Regions from separate parts of the Homo sapiens genome. Here region 2 is linked to region 1. The links are chromatin loops, found by intact Hi-C in ENCODE. Cell type or tissue: endothelial cell of umbilical vein. All regions are shown on one strand.

Evidence for each region. A loop is a pair of places that touch in the nucleus more often than their neighbours do. Peaks named below come from ENCODE experiments on the same cell type or tissue, not always from the same donor. Only the 100,000 strongest peaks of a DNase experiment are listed, where the experiment ranks them.
Region 2: it touches region 1 in a loop (13-fold over the local background); 6 of 110 quality-filtered maps call a loop at or near these places.

The regions. Positions count from the first base shown.
Region 1 is chr7:134,013,484-134,021,483 of GRCh38, reverse strand. The region is part of intron 17 of EXOC4 (exocyst complex component 4); the gene reads right to left. Among named protein-coding and RNA genes, the nearest start is that of LRGUK, 110 kb to the left of the region's middle. In endothelial cell of umbilical vein, a CTCF peak has its summit at 4,599 (motif pointing right); a DNase peak (open chromatin) is centred at 4,643.
Region 2 is chr7:133,432,449-133,440,448 of GRCh38, reverse strand. All of the region lies in intron 7 of EXOC4 (exocyst complex component 4), which reads right to left. Among named protein-coding and RNA genes, the nearest start is that of MIR6133, 150 kb to the right of the region's middle. In endothelial cell of umbilical vein, a CTCF peak has its summit at 5,948 (motif pointing right); DNase peaks (open chromatin) are centred at 4,268 and 6,008.

The DNA of each region.
Region 1 (8,000 bases):
GATGTGACATTTATGTTTTTGAGTACCTACACGTTTACATTTTGAATTACTGTTCAGAGCCTTATAAGACCTTTATAGGTCATGCAAAAGCAGTAGCCAGCGTCTAGATCTGTTTTACTCTCCTGTACGTGTGGTGAGCAAATGCTTTAAGCACGATCTTGACTATGAAAAGAAACAGGCCTACAGTACTTCCTTCCTCATTAATTCATCCATACACACAGGCATTAGTTTGTCCAATCAACAAATATTAAAATGCCTGTTATATACTGCATATCTCAGACATGTTTACAGTATCTTTATGGAATTGGATGGGAGCTAATTTGTTTCCTCTTAGATAGCTTTCCTGTGATAGTCTCTTTTGAGAGCTAGGAGTTGAGGCAGGGCTCTAGATCTCTCAAACCGCTCTCTGGCTTTATGTCATGGAACTCTAGGCAAGTCCAATCTGCAAGAGACCCTATAGTTGATCCTCTAATCAAACCCTTCATATTTTTTTTTTTTTTGAGACAGTCTTGCTCTGTCGCCCAGGCTGGAGTGCAGTGGTGCAATCTCGGCTCACTGCAAGCTCTGCCTCCTGGGTTCACGCCATTCTCCTGCTTCAGCCTCCCAAGTAGCTGGGACTACAGGCACCTGCCACCGTGCCTGGCTAATTTTTGTAGTTTTAGAAGAGACGGGGTTTTACCATGTTGGCCAGGCTGGTCTCAGACTCCTGACCTCAAGTGATCCACCTGCCTCAGCCTCCCAAAGTGCTGCCATTTCAGGCACAAACCCTTCATTTTATAGATGAGGAAACTTCAGCCAAGAGAGCTGAAGTGACTTACTCAAATTCATGCAACAATTAAAGGTTGATTTATTAGCCAACTACTAGGTGAATGAAATGCTATTTAGTTTACTCCCAAATTTCCAAGAATACAACCCGACTCTGCCTCAATGTCTACACATGTTAACTGAGAGTAATAATGGTGACCACCTTGTGTGTCATTTTAATAATTTAAAATAATCTAGAAAAGTGCTTTCAAGTTATTTTTACTTTTGCTGCCTGCAGTAGGAGATAAGAGTAAAGGGGACTAAAGGAGAAACATGAGGTTGAAAGACGATGGCCTGGATATTGCATGAATCTCAAAGAAAACGAGGTCAGGGCCGGTATTTCTGCATGATAATCTCCTGAGCACTTGTTAAGCCGCAGATGCCCAAGCCCTACCCTCAGCCTTCTAAATCAGAACTTTTAGGGATGGAGTCAAAGAGTTTCCACTTAAAACAATTTCCCTGCAAGAGACCCTGTAGCTGATAGGGAAATTCTTATACCTTCTAGTCTTTGGGAAGCACTTGGTTTAGCTGCTTATTGTCTTAAAAGCACAGGTGTATGCATTTGGATTAATGATGGTGCTGCTCAGTGCTGTTGATGACGTGCTAATTTGTGGTGAGATTCTGAGAGAGTGGTCTCGGGTCTAAGTGTTGCTCCCCAAGGACAGTTGTTTGGAAGGCCAGCAGAAGACCCACAAGCAGCATGAACACCTGACAGCTGAGCAAAACCAACCCCATAACACCACCAAGGTAGGAAGAGTCTGCAGACCCCTCTGCCGTCAAACTGCCCATTAAAGCTGATTAAAACAGTTAGCAATCAGAGCTCAGTGGAAATCAAGGGGGAAAGACACCCAACCAGAGAAAATAAAGGAAAAAAGAAATGTTTGATAGCTAAGAGAATAACTGAAAAATAAAATCATATTTTAATATAAGCAAAAGAGAGACCCAACATTGACCAAAATGGTAGCCTTACTTCACGTAGTTAAGAGCATACATAGACTTTGGGGTTGGATTGACCTAAGTTTGAATCTGGCCTCTCTTCTTATGTAAACTAGGAATTTACTTAACTTCGTTAAGCTTTAGTTTTCTCATCTTTTTGCAGCAATAGCTAAATATAGAGTTTCAGGGACATTCAGTGAACCAATGTAGGTAAAGCATTTACTAACGTTCATGTCATGTGCTGAGATCATTATATAACAGTAATTATAATTACTCATATTATACTTGGAATATGTCATCATCATCATCATCATCATCATCATCATCACTGAGAGAAAGTCACCAATATAGGCCTCTAGGATGGTTTGTAAAAAAAAATCACATGTCTTGCAGGAGCTTTCCTTGTTTTAGAGAAAGTAGTTTAAAGTTAAAGGTCTGTAAAGCTAGGTACAAAAACTATTTCTTGGTAACCTATTTGTATTTAGCTACAGATGCTCTCTAAAACATACATCGTGGCTGGGCGCTGTGCCTCATGCCTGTAATCCCAGCACTTTGGGAGGCTGAGGCAGGCAGATCACTTGAGGTCAGGAGATCGAGACCATCCTGGCTAACATGGTGAAACCCCATCTCTACTAAAAATACAAAAATTAGCCGGGTGTAGTGGCGCGTGCCTTTAATCCCAGCTACTCAGGAGGCTGAGGCAGGAGAATCGCTTGAACCTGGGAGGCGGAGGTTGCATGAGGCAAGATCAGGCCACTGCACTTCAGCCTGGGTGACAGAGCAAGAGTCAGTCTCAAAAAAACAAACAAACAAAAAACAAAAACAAACATACATCGAAAGTAATACATATCAAACATATTTTAAAACCCATATTATTTTCATAAATACTTCAGATTGCTGACAGGTAGTCTATTACAGAGAAGTAAAAGGGGGAAAACCACCCAGAAACCAAATAAACAAAATACAATCATGGTAACTAGTCACAAGAACTTTATAATTCAGTAGAGAGAGAACATGTTAATAAAAATTAGATGAATAAAATATTAAAAGATGGGAACAAATGAAGAACAATATAGCACATAATGAGGTATTAATTTTAGAGTACAGAAAATTAAAAAAAAAGGATTATAAAAAGAGCAAGTGATATGGGCCAGGCACATTGGAGAAGGTTTCAGAGAACAAAAGGTCCTTGAGCGGAGTGCTGGCCACAGAATTCACTGTGGCCATGTGACCTTCCTTCAGTACTCTGATCTTTTTCTGTTTGGATCAGCAAAGGGTGTTCAGTAAAGCAGGAGGTGGGAATGAAGAGAAGGGCTTTCTTCCTGTATATGATAAAGCAGGTAAAGGGAGGGGCAGGATGGGAAGTCTGGCATGATGTGGTTTACAGGGGCTGTAGCTCTGCTTTTACGACAGCGATTGTGCCAGTTTCCTACTTTCAAGCATCAAAATTTAAACACTACATCTTTATTTAGAAAACAAGAAAGGTCAGCTTCCAGCCTCAAATTTTTCAGTGAGAATTCTAATAGAGTCGGTAAATGATCATTCTTGGGCTTCAGTCACAGAACAAGCTTAATATCTTTTCAGTACAATGCAACCCTTCCCTGGCAGAAAAATAGCCTCCCTGGGTGGGTTAATTAACTAACTATGATGAATACAAAGGTACTGCAGAATATATAAACAGCAGGATTCGATGACAGATTCTGGACAAGTCACTTCTTATTTCTGTTCCTTGGGATCTTTACTGGATAATAATAATACTCGCTATCTATGCTAATCTCTGAATCATTCCAATTCCAGCACATGTGCTACAAAGGGAAGAGTGTCACTGTCTGCCAGTAATCTCGAGGAACCCTAAATTATACATTGACAATATATATATACAAAATATGGTGACACTAATTGAGCATAATCAAAAGAAATCTTACTTAATCAAAGCCTCACACATGAGATATGTTTATGGGGAATCAAACGTCAGTTACTGAGAGATTTTTTTGAGAGGCTTAGAAGTATTTATTGCTCTGAAGTGCTCTGTGAAGGATATGCAGACCAGTAAGGCATGCTCACCCGCATTCAAGGAGTCCTAATTAAATGATTAATTAGAGATCAATTAATTGTTACAATGCACGGGACCTAATGTAAATGTAAAAAAAGGGAGATCAGAAAAAAGCGGCATGGTCAGAAACGGGACAGCAAGGTCAAATGAAGGTTTAATTGGAGAGATGTAATATTATTTAAATCTATTTATATAAAGATCTTTAAAAAGTCCATCAGATCAGGCCGTACAAGATTTGGTTTTATTACTGAATTTTATCAACTGGTATATTTCTTTCTATCTGGCAGTGGAAGCCATGTAAACCATCGCATTTCCCAATTTACTCTGGCCCCTAGGAAAATCAGGGTTAGCTTTTTATCACTATTAAATTTAAGAGATTTAACAGCATTTTAAGGGGCATCATCATTAAAAAAAGAATTTTTTTGGCAGCAGACTAGTCTCTTCTACAAAATTAATCCCAAATCTACACGGCTAATAATCTTGAGTCAAAAATCTGGGGTATTAAAGGCAAATCTTGGGAAAAGGATAGGTGCCCCTAGAATTGGGAAGGCAAACAAGACCAATGGCAGAATAAAGCTGGGAAACGCAAACAGAGAAAAGGATGTGACAAATATTGTGCTTCTTTCTCAGAAACAAAATTGTTCTTCTAGCAAAGCAGTCAGATAAATTTTTATTTGATAGGTGGGGCATTTCACATTTTCAAGCCAAGTCACCTTTGAAGTCCGCTTCAGGGGCAATACCCACTCTTGATTCAGAAGAGTGAGGGGAGATTTAGGAGACCACAGACATTCTCAGTCTGGCTGTCTGTGGGCAGTTCCAGTAGGTGGCAGCATGTCATTGCTAATCCCCTTCTATCAAACTACACTTTGGTCATTCCAAATAGGAAAACTCACAACCTTTCCTGCAGAAAACAAAAGTAATGTTCCCGGTGCAACAGGTTTGTAGGAAATAAATTTATGTAAACAGCTCCCCTGGGAGGAATTCAACATTCTCAGCTATGCCAGAGATCATTCCTGGCCTTAGTGAAGGTACAAGGTCAAGGATAAAGCAGGGGTCTGAATCTGTATGTTTAGTTGCTAGGCTGGCTTTATCACTCTGTCACTTGAGGAAAGTATCTGGACAGTTTAATTAAAAGAGTTGGAGAAGTTAACGTGAGAAAATGCTTCCATTTATTGGGAAGAAGGATGCTCTATCAATTTATGGTGAAAGTAGCATTTCTGTGCAGGCAGCTATGTGATCATGCACTCTCTTTGGTCTTCATGAGCTGTGTTCTGTCCTTGTGCTATGAGACCATTCCTTCCCTATCTTCTTCAGGGGCTCCTCTTCCTTCTCATGCCCTTTTGGGTCTTCCCCAGGGGATTACTCTCCATCTACCTACAGCCTTGATCTCCGTTAATGGTTTTAAATAGCTCCATGCTGATGATTCCCCATATCTGTTTGTTCACTCCCGGCCTTTCCCTCAAGCTTCCAGTTTACATATCCAGTTGCATGTTAGATGTCTCCACTTGGAAGTCCCACATCCATCTTATACTCACCACAACCACTGATGATCTTCCCTCCATCAGACCTACTCCTCTCTCCTCCTGTATCCTTATCTTACTTGACTGTAGTGTGATCTGGCTAGACACTCATGTTAGAAATTGGAGAGTCATCCTTGACTCCTTCACTTTACCCTCACTATTCAATCACTCTCCAAGACCTGCCAATTTTAGCTCCTTCACACTTCTCAAATATGTCTCCTCCATCCCCACTCCCCCCACCACCAAGCACTGATACATTGTTGAAGCCCTACACATCACTTTTTTTTTTTTTTTTTTGAGACGGAGTCTTGCTCTGTCTCTAGGCTGGAGTGCAGTGGCGTGATCTCAGCTCACTCCAACCTCCGCTTCCCAGGTTCAAGTGATTCCCCTGCCTCAGCCTCCCAAGTAGCTGGGATTACAGGCACGTGCCACCACACCTGGCTAATTTTTTGTATTTTAGTAGAGACGGGATTTCACCATGTTGGCCAAGATGGTCTCGATCTCCTGACCTCGTGATCCACCTGCCTCGGCCTCCCAAAGTGCTGGGATTACAGGTGTGAGCCACCGTGCCTAGCCCCCTACCACTTTCTTAGCAATCACCTTCCAGTTGATTGGCAAGGCCTCCAGTTTTATCTTCCTCAAATCCAAGTCCTATACTGCTGCTGAAATGATGTACTTAGAATATAAATCTGACCATCTCACTCCTCTGCTTAAAATCCTTCAGTTACGTACAGGACAAAGTCCAAATAACTTTAACACCCCACAAGTATTTACTGAATGTCTACTACATACCAGGTACTGGTTTAGGTCCTGGGGCTACAGCAGTGAACAAAAAAGAGTCCCTGCTTATGGAGCTTACATTCTATTCAGTGTAGACAGGTGAGGAACAAATAAGTAAATACGAAATATGTCAGATATACGCTTTTTAAAATCATGGTAAGGACAATAGGGAGTGCTGGTGGGGGAGGAAGGCATGTTTTGAAAGTGCAGGAGAGAAGGCCTTAATAAGGTGGCATTTGTGGCTTACCCAAAGCCAGCCCTGACTTCAGGCCTGATGATGACTCAGGTCTCTTCTTTCACCACCTCCTTCCTTGAACATCTTCTCCAGTCCCCGGAACTACCCTTTCTCTTCCAAATGACTTTCTCCCTATTCTGGATAATTCCTATGAAGACTAATATGAAGTATCACCTCCTTCTCCAAAAATTCTTCCTTTATCTTCTACCTCTCAGGATGGATTAGGGAAACTAAAAAATGAGCCAAATATTTCCTTTTAAAAGTTTCCCCACTAATGGGAGGATAAAACTTTGGCTCCTCATTTCCTATGATGAATGATTTAATTTTTCAAGTCTTAAAACTCAACCTCTTTTTTTTTTAAACTCCTTCATCGAGATATAATTCATATACCATATAATTTTCAGACTTAGAGGGTACAACTCAAGGACTTTTAGAATAGTCACAGGGCTGTACAACCATCAGCACAATCTAGTTTAGTGCATTTTCATCACCCCCCAAAGACTCCTCTATCTATTTCCCCATTTCCTTTCGACCCCTACTAATCTATCTCTATAAATTTGACTATTTTGGACATTTCATATGAATAGTGTCATACAAAATAGCTTTTTGTTACTAGCTTCTTAAATTTAACATAATGTTTCAAGATTCAGCACATCATGTCTTTCTGTGGCCAAATAAACTCCATTGTATGAATGTACCACGTTCTATTCATCCATACGTTGATGGATATCTGGTTGTTTGTACTTTTTTTTTGAGACGGAGTCTCGCTCTGTCGCCCAGGCTGGAGTGCAGTGGCACGATCTCGGCTGACTGCAAGCTCTGCCTCCCAGGTTCAAGCATTCTCCTGCCTCACCCTCCCGAGTAGTTGGGACTACAGGCATCTGCCACCATGCCCGGCTAATTTTTTTGTATTTTTAGTAGAGACAGGGTTTTATCGTGTTAGCCAGGATGGTCTCGATCTCCTGACCTCGTGATCTGCCTGCCTTGGCCTCCCAAAGTACTGGGATTACAGGCGTGAGCCACCGCGCCCAACCTGTTTATACTTTTTGGCTATTATACATAATGCTTGCTATGAACATTTGTGTGCGTATTTTTGTACGCATGTATGTTTTCATTTATCTGTGTATATACCTAGGAGTGAAATTCCTAGGTCATACCATAACTCTATGTTTAACTTTTTGAGGAAATGATGCAGCTGCACCATTTTACATTTCTACCAGCGGCAAATGAGGGTTCTAGTTTCTCCATAACCTTGCCAACATTTTCATTGTCTTTTCTTTTTTTTTATTGTTACAGCAATCCTGCTGGGCACAGACTGATGTCTCATTGTGGTTTTAATTTGCATTTCCCTAATAACAAATGAATTTGAGCATTTTTCATGCTTAATATGAATTAGCCACCTGTATATTTTCATTGGATAAATGTTCTCTGAAATACTTTGCCTAATACTTTTATTAATAGACTTTATTTTTAGAATAGTTTTGGATTCACAGAAAAATTGAGAAGATAGTACAGAGTTCACATATAATTTGTACCCAGTTTCCCTATTATTAACATCTTACATTAGTATGATACATTTGTTACAATGAATGAACCAATATTAACACATTATTTTAACTAAAATCTATAGTTCATTCAGGGCCTCTTGGTTTTTACCTAATGTTATTTTTGT
Region 2 (8,000 bases), 580 kb after region 1:
GAACACTGATGACCAACTGTAGCATGAGAAGTTAATTCTAAGGCTAAAAGTACTTGGAAGGAAGACAGAATTGAATAGGTAATGGGGGGGTGGGGGTGGAGATAAAGGTGGGAAAAATAACAGAATGAGAGCTTTTACAAAAATGCAGAATTGATTCCAGTACCTTACTTTCCTCTGAATCCCTGAATAAGTCACTGTCCCTCCCAGGAAGACTCAGATCCAGTGAAAACATGAAGAGAAATAAGAAAGCCATTGTAGTGTTCAAGAACTATGACAACTTCCTGAAGAGTGTAAACAGTAGTTAATGTTACCTATGCAAGGCCTTGACTCAGAAATGGTTAAACTGTGTGTCCCTGTGGGGGTGGGAGAGGGTTGCCAGTAAGTGATTATTCAATGTAATCACTAAATTTATTTTTTTAATGCCTTTAAATGAATATATTGAATTAAAAAGTAAAAAATAAAGAAGCTATAACTCACAATAAGCAATGTGCTCATCTGAGTTTGGTTTCTTGGAGATGTCAGAGCTGAGTGATAGATGGAAGAGTTACCCAATGAGTTATAGTCTCCCTGATGGCTTCATTGTTAGGAATCTCTACACATTACACAATTCAACAGTGAGGCAGGTCCAGGGAAAACATGGGAAGGGTCATCTGGGCTGAGAGACTGATAATCTCCTCCTACATCTTTGCTTCTTTTGTGTTACAGGCTTTATGTTTCTTAATAAATCCTGAGTCTTTCAGGAGTGTCAGACCAGTGATACAGCTTTTTTGGTCCCAAGTAACCATGTGTCAGTAGTCAGAAGGTAGCTTTGTGTGGTATCATTATCCTCACAAATACAAACACACTCACACATAAATACGTACACTATACTTCATGGATATATGATACATATTATTTCACATTTTAACATCTCTGAAGTTGGGAGGGGTCTGATAAGTGATGATACATTAGAACTGATGAAATATGGGCTGGGTGCGGTGGCTCACACCTGTAGCCCCAGCACTTTGGGAGGCTGAGACAGGCAGATCATGAAGTCAAGAGATCCAGACCATCCTGGCCAACATGATGAAACCCCGTCTCTACTAAAAATACAAAAATTAGCTGGGCGTGGTGGCGGGGGCCTGTAATCCCAGCTACTTGGGAGGCTGAGGCAGGAGAATTACTTGAACCCAGGAGGCGGAGGTTGCAGTAAGCCGAGATCGCCCCACTGCACTCCAGCCTGGCGAGACAGCGAGACTCCATCTCAAAAAAAAAAAAAAAAAAAAAGAACTGATGAAATATGGTATATTTCCTTTAAACAACTATAACATCTTGAAGATGGAAACCAAAACCGAGGTTCAAATACTGACTGAAAGGAACAGTGGTAATCCAACCCAATCTCCTTCATTTTACAAGTGAAACACACACATACATATACATACATAGGCAAACACACACGTGTACAGAGGCAGAAGTAAAACCAAACCTGTAAGTCAAATTTCCTGATTCCCAGTCATTGTTCTTATGTTCTATCAGCACCTCAGCAAAATATACTAATGAACTGACCTACTGTCATCTGTAAGCAACAGGTAATCAAGTTTTTGAGATAAGGAAAACAATTCAACATACTATAAGCACTGCAAGATCAGGAACAATGTCCAGTTTGCTCACTGTGATATTCTGAGTGCCCAACACAGTGCCTTACAGAGAGCAGGCATTTTATAAATGTTCTGAGATGAAAAATCTGGCTGCTGCGTTTAAGATAAAGGATGGCAGTTAGCAGGTGGTAGTCATAGTGGACTGCCTCAGTAGACCACCTCATTAAAACTTGGGATGTTTGGCTCTTCATATCTAGGCTCTTCACAAACCAAATGAATTAGAATTTCTGGGCTAAGACTCAGAAATCTGGACTTTTAACAAGCATTCCAGACGATTCTCATGGCTATTAAAGCTTGAAACCAGAGTATATTAGATAATAACAACCCCCATTGGAGGCAACAGAAAGGAAGAAACTAATGTCATAATATTTAAATCGAAAGAACATAGGGCATTAGAGAAATAAGAGACAAAATCAAGATGGCAAGGAAAAACCAGGGGAAAGTTACTTAAAAACTAATATAAGAACTATTTAAATATAAATGTACAAACATTAAAGAATCAGGAACTCTGAGGAGCCCTGGGATAAGGGATTAATTCCATCAGTGTGCAAGAGGCCAGGGGTACCATATGAGACATCATTAGGATAATTAAATAATTAACACACATAGGATTAAAATTCCTCTTGGGGAAAATGATAATGAACAAGAAACACCTAATGTAGTTTCACAAATGACTCTTCAAAGATCTACAGACAAAGACAGATCTGAACTAAATATGGAGAAGAGTGAAAAAGTATCTTGTTAGAGTTAGCTAAAACTTATAGAAAAGAGTCAGAGGTAGCAAATTAATTCATGCTACTTAAATAAGTCAGACAAGAGAAGAGGAGCTTTTAAAATTACCAAAAAGCGGGACAAAGACTAGGAAAAGAAAAATGGTGCTAAAAATGGAGTGGGGTTTGGAATTAATGAAGACTAAACTAGCTAAGAAACTGAACTAATTCTTTTTAATTTGTCTTTGACAAGAAAAATGAAAAAGACATATTTGTATAATTAGAGAGAAGGAAGACTTTGCAAAAATAGCGACTGACAAAAAGCAGATGGGGAACACTTGACAATACTGAACTCATACCAATCAGCAGGCCTGGATGATGGGAAGCAGAGGAGCTTAAGGGAATTCATGCACACACTTGTGGAGTCATTTACAATCAGTATGGAAACATCACAGAAAAACGGGGAAATAAAAGATGTGAAGTGGAAAAAAGATTAGATAATAAAATATCCTATCGATCTTAAAATGGTAACAAAGAAATATTACGGAAAATTTTAGTGGTGAAACCAATAGCACTGTTTTCCCATCCAGATGTGAGCTCCATGAGGTCACAGGCATTCTTCTTCATTGTCCAGCATTAGTCTGAAGTTTAGAGCAAATAGTAAGTGATCACCAGATAATCGAAAATGGGAAAAGACCATGAGCTAGAAAATGAATGCCACCAAACTTTTCCATTTCTTCTGAACAGAAAATTGTACCACAGGGAGCTTACAGTCCATTTTTTTCTCTCATAAATAATAGCAAAAGGTAAAATACTTAAACATCTGGTGGATAATCATAAGCCATAATCAGAATAAAAATCTAAAAACTCTAGTAACACAAATATAGTAAATTTGAGAAACTATAAGAGAAAAAAAGTAGAACACAAATATTAATTTGGGCAAATATTTTCAGTACTTTCTTTAAAATGAAATCCTCTAACATGTTTGGATAACACGCAAAATTTAAAAAGAAATCAAAAAATTTTAAAATGAGCCTTTACTATGACCATAATATATCTTAATGAATCATGGAAGTTTCTCCCATCCTCACACACTCCCACACAAACCCATCCATAGTCACTCAGATGTATTTTTTTTTTATCAGTTCATCCTCAATTTATAGACAGGGCAAACAGGTAAATTTATATAAAATTATATGCCTCCAGGAAATTGACACTAAGCTCATGGGAAAAGATCATAAGTTACTCTAAAGTAATTATCCACACAAGCAAAACAGAAGAAATGCATTTCCTACAAGCTAAAATAAAGGGGGAGGGTATGAAGATTTCATTTTTGGAGTTTTTTTGCATAGAACACAGTGCATTCCATATAGTGCACATTAATAACCATACACTGATTAAATCAAATTGAAAGCCACTGGCTCGTACACACGAAGGGTATGTGATGATACTTAAAGAGGCTGATTATTTCATAGGTCTGTCTTATTTCTTTGATCAGGTCCCCAAAACTGAAGTCTATGGTTCTAGGCTTTAGTAAAGAAGTATTATGCCAGTAGAGTATCCCATAAGATATGGATAATATTAGGGTTTTTTTTTTTTTTAACACCACACTGCCTTCACTCAGGAAAAGAGAGACAAAAAAGAGAAAAAGAGAAAGGTTCTAATTACTGGAAAGGAAGTTAGTTTCATCATTTATTAGTTTTGATGCCAAATGAAGAGGAAAGGAGAAAGCTATCTCAAAAAGAATATCATTTATATGAGTAATGATAGCTCTGGCCTAAAGAGGACAGTCAAATTCTAGATCTTCTCAGTCAGAGGGCAGAGCTCAGGGCACATAGGAGGGCAAGTACAGACATAGCAGCTGAAGAAGTCAGAAGGCAGTACAAGGAAGGCCCACGCCACTCTGGGTTTGATACAGTTCATATCGTTAGTTTGCATGGATGCCAAGAAAAACATCTTTCAAAAACAAGCCGGCTGATGCAAGATCACCAATTTCTTGAAATGAATAGCAAGAGCAAATTCTATCTCCTTTAAAAAAACAAAAAAAAAAAAACACTGAGATAATTCAAATTCTTTCCCCCTGCCCTTCCTTATGTGGCTCTAAGGAATAAAGGACAAGTAAGAACAAATTAAGAGGAAAAAAGAAACTAACCAAATATTTAATCACAAAAAATAAAAGAAAAAACCCACTTGCTTCAGTATCAAAAGAAACATATTCATTCACTTATCCATTCAGCACAATCTAGGTGGCAAAATAAACGGCAAAAACTTTACCCTCAACCTAGATACTTCTAGAAATTAACAGATCACTAGATAACGGAGCATTTTTCCCAGAAATGGATCTTCATGGAATAGCTAAAACTTAAGTAACACAAATACAGATGGATGGGACTAGGATAGAGAATTCTACAATAAAGGTGTTTTAGGTATCATTTGACTGCCATTGTTAACAGAAGAATACCTAATTTACCTGGCAGCCTGGACCACTAAGAATAGCAGAAACTAAGGAAGAGAGAATTAAGAAAAAAGGGACATTTCCAGGGGCAAAATGTCCTTATGTTATACAATCCATAGCTGAGAATTCATGTGCATGATGCCACAGAGTGCTTTCTGGTCGCTTATTCTACACACAATTCTAACCACCTTGGTTCTCTGCCTTTGCAGCTTATACCACAATAGTTGAGCAACTTAGCAAGAGGAGCTTGTCTGAAACAGACACGATCAATAGCTAGACATGATAACCTACCCCCAAAAAGCAAGGAAAAAAAAGACAGAGGGTATGAAGAGTGAACAAGTATGATTTTTTTTTTAATGGAAGTCTGGGACTGGTTCAGCACGATGGAACGTTGTCCGTGCCTTCACATGTGACAAGATGACCTCTGACGTATCACAATACATTCAATAAAGGGTAGTGTGCAAAAGTGCAACCAAAGCATCGATTAACCAGGTTCAAAATGACAGTCCTTCAGTCACCAGAAAAAGTCTGAATGTGCTCAGTATATTGTGACAAAAGGACCAAATCTGAGAAATGTATTTTATAAAATTTCCATTAAAGATGTTAAAATACAATCTTTAATGCTAAAAGGGGAGAGACTATTTTCTGGAAAATTAAGCCACACTGAAAATCAGATTCCTAGATGGTGCTAAATAAATTAGGCATCACCAGTCTTCTTTTTAAAGAGAATATCACACAATAGTTAGGAGTTTACTTACAATAAAGCAATCGGTCTCTATCAGAACAAAGATAGCCATTGAAGACAAAAAAGAGGAAGGATAAAGCTTTAATTACAAAAACAAAGAGACATATGGATTTATCTATTATGACAGCACAATCCTGAGGTCTGTATAAAAGGCACCTCATTTCAGTCCGGCACACAAGCTTTAAAAAATTGGTTAAACAAGCTCAAAGTATCTTTGAAGCAACATCAATGGTGTATGGTACTTGGTTTCCGATTTTTTCTGCACCAAATTAAAAGTTAATAAATGTTGCCAACAGTTCCTCTACATTTCTCAGTCCACCCCCACCACAAACTCTGGGAAATAAAAGCAGCCCCCACCATTACTTTACAGTTTGCAAAATGACTTGGAGGGGAGCTTTGAAGTTTGTAGTAACAGAAAGAGAAATATACCATTAATGCCAGAGGGGGGAGCTCAGAGCAAAGGGAAAGATCATGTTTACAATGGGCAAAAAAGGGAAATTCTGAAAACCTTCTGAGCTTTTACACAATATCTTTTTTTCTCTTTTTCGGTATTCTCTTTTGAAGAATGGGTTCTAATACCCTTTGAAATAAACAACCTTCTTTTTCCCCCCCATGTAGAGAGAAAATAAATAAAAGTAGTGCTGAGGGTAACCAGTTTAAACAATGTGCAGGTTTCTGAAACCTCTGCTTTAGGGAGGTCTCATGCACACAGCCTCCAGTCTCTAATCAGTTTTGTTTGCAAATGAACCTACACAGTAGGATTGGCATCTAATGATGCTGAAGGCACAGTAAAGGAATTAGCCCAAGACAATCATTATTTTAAAGAGGTGTTTGGCCTCCTCCAGATTCCTTTACATGTTTATTTCTTAAGATAAAATGGAATTTTAATAGGCTCCTTCCATAATTAAAGATACTATCTTTGTGTATTCACTGCCCTTTGTACCACTAAGGACATACAACTAGCTGATCCAACAACAAAAAAAGGAGCCACTGGCCATTATATTTTCCTAGAAACAACTTCCAAGTACAGACAGGTTTGTGGAGATAGCCAGGGTCAACCAGCACTCTTCTTCCCATCTGAATTGTAAGCATTTCTTTAAAGTGAGCTTTCAATCCTGAACAGTTTTGCCAGTAACCAGAGACAAAACTGGCATTAAAATAGGTGCCATTGAACAATAAAGTTCTTGATGCTACATGGAAAGCTGCAGCTTCCAAAACAGTGCCTAAAGAAGGTCTTTAAAAGAAATGAGTATCCTTCTGTATTTGTCAGCTACCGCCACAATACTGAGTAACAAACCACCTCAAAATTCAGCAGCATACAACAAGTATATCTTCCTTGCTCACATATATGCTCATTATCTGGGACTTGGCTGTAGGCTGGACTACACTGGGCTTGGTACCAAGCTGCAGATCAGGTCCAGAGCCAGTGCTTTTCATCCTTCTTGAATTAGCAGCTACTAGAAGCATGTTCTTCTCACGGCAAACAATAGAAGTGCAAAGACCAAGTCCAACTGCACAAGCATATTTCAAGCCTTTGCTAGTGGCATATTTGCTAACATTCCATTGGTTATATCAAGTCACACGACCAAGTCCAATAGCAATTGGATGACGAAACAGACTGCTCTCATAGGTTGGGTGGGGGGCTATTGGGAGTGGGGTAGGTTAGGGAATGAATATTTGCTGAACAATAATCCAACCTACCACATCCTTCCATTCAGGCTGCTAGAGGTTATTTGTTTACCACATCTGGTATCCTACCGCTTATGGAATAACAAGATCTCATCATCTAAGTATGTCAGTCCTAGTTTTACAGAAGTCTGCCATTGATACTACTACCATTCGAAAATAAGAATGAGAATTAAGCAGAAAAAAACTGTAAAATTGGTATTATATCGTATAAACGGACATGATTAGGAGTTTCATTGATGTCTCAGAAATCTGTTGACAAAGGGTAATACATTACAGCTATAGAGTGCTGCTTAGCATACTCTGGTGTTTCAAGTCCATGTACTTGCTAAGCTGTCTACCTTACATTGGCATTGACAATATTTTATGCAGTATTAGTTTTGCATAGAAATAGCCTGCTAGACAGCAGAATTACAAAGAAAAGAGAAAGCAGGAAAGATCATACCAAGGTTTCCAACTTGGATAATGTAGTAAGCAATAGTAGTAGCATTAGCAGAAACTGGAAGAGAGTGGAAAGCACTTGACAAACAGATTTACAGCAGCTATTAACGAAGCTTTACAGTGAACATTTTAAGATAACTTTAAAAGGCTCTGGCTATTACATACATTTAAAAGTTAACTTATCAACCACATACCAGTTAAATCCTACTGGAAACAAGACATGGGATGCAGATATAAAGGGGGGAGAGGAATACATATATTACATAAACATGATACTTATATTTATATATCTATCTACCAAAATTTTCTTAAGAAGGTCCAATGAA